Linked DNA regions of Homo sapiens: region 1 is linked to region 2. A link is a contact called in ENCODE Hi-C data. All regions are on one chromosome and are shown on one strand. The core of a region is the stretch at or near the end of the contact, and the rest is flanking DNA. Distances in the headings are between cores, read along the strand shown. Region 1 holds the start of CD320 (CD320 molecule). Region 2 overlaps INSR (insulin receptor).

Region 1 (2,902 bases), core at 403-2,902, 1.1 Mb before region 2:
GGGAAGGCAAACCTAGGGCAGATCAGGAAAGGCCTCCCTGAGCCAGATCCCATTATGCTGGGGCTGTGGGATAAGAATGAATTCGCCCCAGAAGGAAGGCAGCTGGTTCCTGGGGAGGAGACAGAAATCTGCAAAGGGAGGGTGTCCAAGTCTGGCTGCAGGAGCCACCCAGTGACCCTACGCAGGGGAGTGTCATGGCTTCCCCAGGGCACAGCCCCAGACCCTTCAGCAGCTAAAAAAGATCAGCTGTGGACCAAGAGGGTGCTGAGACCGCCCTGCCCTCTGGAAGGGGAAAGGCCACGGCTACAGGCAGCAGGTACCAGTGTCCCAGAGTGGGTCCTACAAAGGCTAACACCTTCCTGGAGAAGGTGGGATTCTGCTTGGGGCAAAAGGATGAATCAGATTCAGAAAGGTCAGGAGGGAAGGAAAGACTAGGCAGGGTGTGCAGAGGCCACAAGGAGGGCAAGACCCTAGGCAAGGCATGCCGCTGACGGCATCTGAACCAAGTTTTATGACCACAACTTTTTTTTTTTTTTGAGACAGAGTCTCACTCTGTCACCCAGGCTGGAGTTCAATGATGTGGTCTCGGCGCACTGCAACCTCCGCCTCCCGGGTTCAAGCGATTCTCCCATCTCAGCCTCCCTAGTAGCTGGGACTACAGGAGCATGTTACCACACCCGGCTAATTTTTGTATTTTTGGTAGAGACGGGAGTTTTACTATGTTGGCCAGGCTGGTTTAGAACTCCTGACCTCGTGATCCGCCTGCCTCGGCCTCCCAAAGTGCTGGGGTTAACAGGCGTGAGCCAGCGCGCCGGCCAACTTTTCTAACAAATGGGGTCTCACTGTCACCCACGCTGGAGTGCAGCCCCAAGTGATTCTCCCACCTCAGCCTCCTGAGTAGCTGGGACTACAAATTAGAGCCACCATGCCCAGCTAATTTTCTTTTTTCTTGAGGCGGGCGGGGACTTGCTGTGTTGCCCAGGCTGATCTCGAACTCCTGGGCTCAAGCGATCTGCCCGCCTCTGCTTCCCAAAATGCTGGGATCACACACGTGACCCACCGCGCCCGGCCTTTATTATTAAATTTAATTAATTAATTGATTTCCTTTCCTTTTTCCCCCCCAAGCAACCCGACTCCGAGAATGGACGTTTCATTTATTCATTTACTCACCAAATGTTTACTAAGAGCCTACTATGAGTCAAGCACTATGTGTCAGATCCTGAGAATAAAGCAGTGAGCAACAGAAGATCCCTGCCCTCCAGTAGCTAGCATTCTATGGGGACTCGGACAACAAACCAGAATAAGTAAATAAAATAAATTACCTGTCGGCGCCACAAAAGCAGTGGGATGAGGGAGGAAATGCGGAGTGCCTGAGGGGCGTGGCTGCCATATTAAAGAAGATCACGAGGCAGTAACATTTGCAGCAGTCCTCATTTGGAACGGGAAATAATGCAAATGAACACCAACAAATTCCTTCCCATCCCCAGAAGTTTCTAACTTCAAGCGGGCTCCATACCTTTCAACTGATCTGGTCACTGGGGAAAGTGGGGACGGGCCTCTAATTCTCTTTTCCCTGCTATTCTGACATTTACGGTACGCGTAGCCGCGGGCGCCGCAGAACTCAGGGGCTTGGGCCCCGCCCCAACCCCGCGCGTGCGCGTGCGCAGGGATAAGAGAGCGGTCTGGACAGCGCGTGGCCGGCGCCGCTGTGGGGACAGCATGAGCGGCGGTTGGATGGCGCAGGTTGGAGCGTGGCGAACAGGGGCTCTGGGCCTGGCGCTGCTGCTGCTGCTCGGCCTCGGACTAGGCCTGGAGGCCGCCGCGAGCCCGCTTTCCACCCCGACCTCTGCCCAGGCCGCAGGTGAGTGACGCCCCGCAGCGCGGGCTCCCACCCCTCGCGAGGCTTCGCCCCGCCGCCGCGCACCGACAACGCCTAGTCACTGGCTGCACCGCACGTCAGTTCATGACACTCCCCCAGCACGTGGACTTGGACTTCATCGCTTGTGGGAAGGCGCGCACTGGTGCTAGGAAGACCCCATGCTGGGGGAGGGGAGGAGGGTGTCTCCACCTGCCTTTAACGGTTTTGCTCCGGCCCTGCACACCGTCTCCACACCTGCTGTGCCCTGTCGTCCCCCATTGTCACCTCCAAGCCGCCCTTCATACCAGCGTGGTCAGGAAAGCTCTTAGCAGGCTCAGATTGTCCGACCGCTAATCACGCAGGACGGGTCACCTGGTGCCTCTCGCACCTTTGCCTTCCAAACCCTCGCGCCCAGGCCTTGTGACCGTTCCGCAACCGTCCCTGCCCTCCCAGTCTCTCCTCCTTTGTCCTCCATCCTTAGAGAACGCGAGGTCTCTCCCCCCCATGCTACTGCAGGCTCTCGCAGAGACTGGGGTCACAAGTTGAATATACCCCCGTGGACGTGTTCGCCCTGGCCTAAGAGGTATTGGTGGCCAGTGGGGACGGGCTCCCTCTCTGATACCCCTAGAGGCAGCTGGAGGGTTGGAGTGGCCTCCCTGTGCACTCAGGCACTCCCAACTTGCAGCCCTGGGCTCAGGCTCACACACTTTCCCAGCTCCTTTGTGCATTCCGCACTTCTAGGTCCCTGGACTCATCCCAAAGTCCCTGACATTCACGTTAAATGTTCCTGGGTTTTTTTTTGTTTGTTTTTTTTTAAGGAGGCAGCGTTCACGTTAACCAAGTACAAAAGTTTTTGTTTTTTTTTTTTTGAGTCTCCCTCTGTCGCCCTGGCTGGAGTGCAGTGCAATGTTGGCTCACTGCACCCTCCGCCTCCCGGGTTTAAGCAATTCTCATGCCTCAGCCTCCCGAGTAGCTTGGGACTACAGGCACCGTCACCATGCCCGGCTAATTTTTGTATTTTTAGTAGAGATGGGGTTTCACCAT
Region 2 (2,936 bases), core at 77-2,576:
CCGCAACCGCCGGGGCCGGATTCCCCGGAGCGGAGTGCGCCCCGGGCTTTGTGCTGCGCTGAGGCCTCCGGCTCGAGGGGGCGGAGCCTTGAGCGCCTAGGGCTCCCTCCCTCGCCCCCATGGGCACACACGCAGACACGGGCACACACGCAGACACACACACACGCCCATCATGGACACACACACACGCTCGCCCACCATGGACACACACACACTCCCACCATGGGGACACACACACACTCCCACCATGGGGACACACACACACACACACACACACACACACTCTCACTCTGGAACCGACCAATCCTGGGGCTGCACAGACACACACGCGCACACACTCTCTCTCGTTCTCTCTCTCTCTCTCTCGTTCTCTCTCTCTCTCGCTCTCTCTCCCACTCTGGAACCGACCAATCCTGGGGACACACACACACACACACACACACTCCCACTCTGGAACCTGCCAATCACACACACACACACACTCCCACTCTGGAACCTGCCAAACACACACACACACTCCCACTCTGGAACCTGCCAAACACACACACACACTCCCACTCTGGAACCTGCCAAACACACACACACTCCCACTCTGGAATCTGACACACACACACACACACACACCCAAACACACACACTCCCACTCTGGAACCTGACACACACACACACACACACACACACACACCCCCACTCCCACTCTGGAACCTGCCAATCCTGGGGCTGCTCTAGCGAGGAGACCCCTGGGACCCCGCCTCCTTCCGGGCCTCTGCGTGCGCAGTATATCTCCTAAGAGATCCGCAGCATGGAGAGGGCCCGCCCCCGTGGACGGACTCACTCCCTCCCCACTCACTCACTCACTCGCTTACTCACTCACTCACTCTCTCTCCGAAGAGAAGAAGCCTGCGGCTCCCGAAGCGGGAAGGCCCTCTGGTACTCTGTTCCCTTTCTAGCCTCTATATGCGCCGTATGTCTCCAAAGAGCTGCGCAGTTCTATTCCAAAGGCGTCATCGCGTGTGGGGCGGTATTGTCAGGCAAGGAAAAGGGGCGCTTCCCCGCTTCAAGGACACGCGCTCCTGCGGTCGTCGCTGCTGACCACGAAGCTGTCAAAAGTTCACCTCCTTGGCTGCCCCCAACCCCTGCCCCTTTGCCATTAAATCATTTACTAGATTCCAACTAGAGGAATTTGGCTCCGGGGACTCGAACCTCTGAGGTCAGGGTCTGGGGCCAGTGTGGGAGAGAAAGGCCTTGAATGGAAACAAAATAAATTACTTTAAGGAGTTTATAAAACTCACACTTATAGGGAGAGCCGCGGGGCCCTGTGGTCAATGTACCAGCAGGCCCATGACGCAACTGTTCCGTTTGGAAATTTCTGGAAAGCAGTAATTTTTGGAATCATAAATCTTGAGTATTTTTTTTTTAAACTTTGGAAAGGTTTTTAAACTTTTTTTTTTTAAGTTTTTTTTAAACTTCGGAAAGTTTTAAGCTTTGGAAAGAATGTAACAAAATGTTATTAACATATGTGGAGCTATCGAATCATTTAATGGTGGTTTCTGTATTTTCTGTTTTGTTTTTTATCACATACCTTCTTAATTAAGAAAAACCCAAACTAATTTGAACTTTAAAAGGGAGGCAAACAAAAAAGTGTCAGAGTGACTGGATTTTTGTGCGCAAGTCATTTAACAATGCAGCGCTGCGTCTCCTATTTCTCTGGCTTTTAACCTTGCTTTGGACAAATTGGTCGCTTTTTGTTTTGATGTCGTTTCAAGCTTACGGAAAAATTGCAAGATTATATCTAGATCAATCAATTGTTTACGTTTTATTCTACTTGTTTTATTACCTTTCTAATATATTTATGCACACACATTATATACATTTTTTTCCCCTGAACTATTTGAGAGTTAGTTGCAGGCATGATACATACTCCTTAATTCTTCAGTGGATATTTCCTAAGAACAAGAAAGTTCTGAGGCCAGGCGTGGTGGCTCATGCCTGTAATCCCAGCACTTTGGGAAGCTGAGGCGGGCGGATCACCTGAGGTCAGGAGTTCGAGACCAGCCTGACCAACTTGGAGAAGCCCCGTCTCTACTAAAAATACAAAATTAGCCAGGCGTGGTGGCACATGCCTGTAATCCCAGCTACTCGGGAGGCTGAGGCAGGAGGTTCGCTTGAACCTGGGAGGCAGAGGTTGCAGTGAGCCGAGATGGTGCCATTGCACTCCAGCCTGGGCAACAAGAGCGAAACTCCGTCTCAAACAAAAAAAAAAAAAAAAAGAAAGAAAAGAAAGAAAGTTCTCTTACATAATGATGGTACTGGTGCCGTTGTCAAAATCAGGAAATTAACATTGATACAGTATTTTAATCCAATGTCTTCTATAATCTTATCTGTTGTCTCAATATTGCCCTATATAGATTTTTTTTCCTAGGCGAAGGTTCCAATCTAGGATCACACTTTGCATTTGAATGCTGCTGTCTCTTAAGTCCGCACAATTCCTCAGTTTTCTGTGTCTTTCCCAACATTGGCTTTTATTTATTTATTTATTTATTTATTTTTATTTTTTTTTGAGGCGGAGTCTTACTCTGTCACCCAGGCTAGAGTGCAGTGGTGAGATCTTGGCTGACTGCAACCTCTGTCTCCTGGGTTCAAGTGATTCTCCTGCCTCAGCCCCCAAGTAGCCGGGATTACAGGCATGCGCCACCACACCCAGCTAATTTTTGTGTTTTTAGTAGAGAAAGGGTTTCACCATGTTGGCCAGGCTGGTCTCGAACTCCTGATCTCCAGTGATCTTCCTGCCTCAGCCTCCCAAAGTGCTGGGATTACACGTGTTAGCCACCACACCTGGCCAACATTGGCAGTTTTGAAGAGCACAGGCCAGTTATTTTATCGAATGACCTCAAGCTAGGGTTAGTAATATATGGAAAGAAAGCTACACAAATATT

Evidence for each region. Hi-C counts contacts between places; a loop is a spot of excess contacts on that map. Pooled maps may share reads with other maps.
Region 1: a loop to region 2 is called in a map of CD8-positive, alpha-beta T cell, with 20 times the contacts of the local background. The contact joins the promoter of CD320 here to the enhancer-like site in region 2. A Hi-C loop is called at or near these places in 7 of 168 maps with a recorded cell type or tissue (B cell, CD4-positive, alpha-beta T cell, CD4-positive, alpha-beta memory T cell and 3 more) and 5 of 50 pooled maps.

Annotation. Positions count from the first base shown.
Region 1 is chr19:8,307,108-8,310,009 of GRCh38, reverse strand. CD320 (CD320 molecule) reads left to right here and starts at 1,652. Exons shown (of 5, transcript NM_016579.4): 1 at 1,652-1,861. The coding sequence starts at 1,720. It also overlaps a transcript of NDUFA7 not described here. RefSeq lists enhancers at 824-1,353, 1,409-2,148, 2,033-2,162, 2,149-2,889 and silencers at 1,550-1,888, 1,863-1,952.
Region 2 is chr19:7,195,266-7,198,201 of GRCh38, reverse strand. All of the region lies in intron 2 of INSR (insulin receptor), which reads left to right. Among named protein-coding and RNA genes, the nearest start is that of INSR, 98 kb to the left of the region's middle. RefSeq lists a silencer at 1-186 and enhancers at 18-854, 667-866. Within about 2 kb of position 1,326, at least 11 of the 41 ENCODE cell types and tissues checked have a DNase peak (open chromatin) inside an H3K27ac peak, as active enhancers do.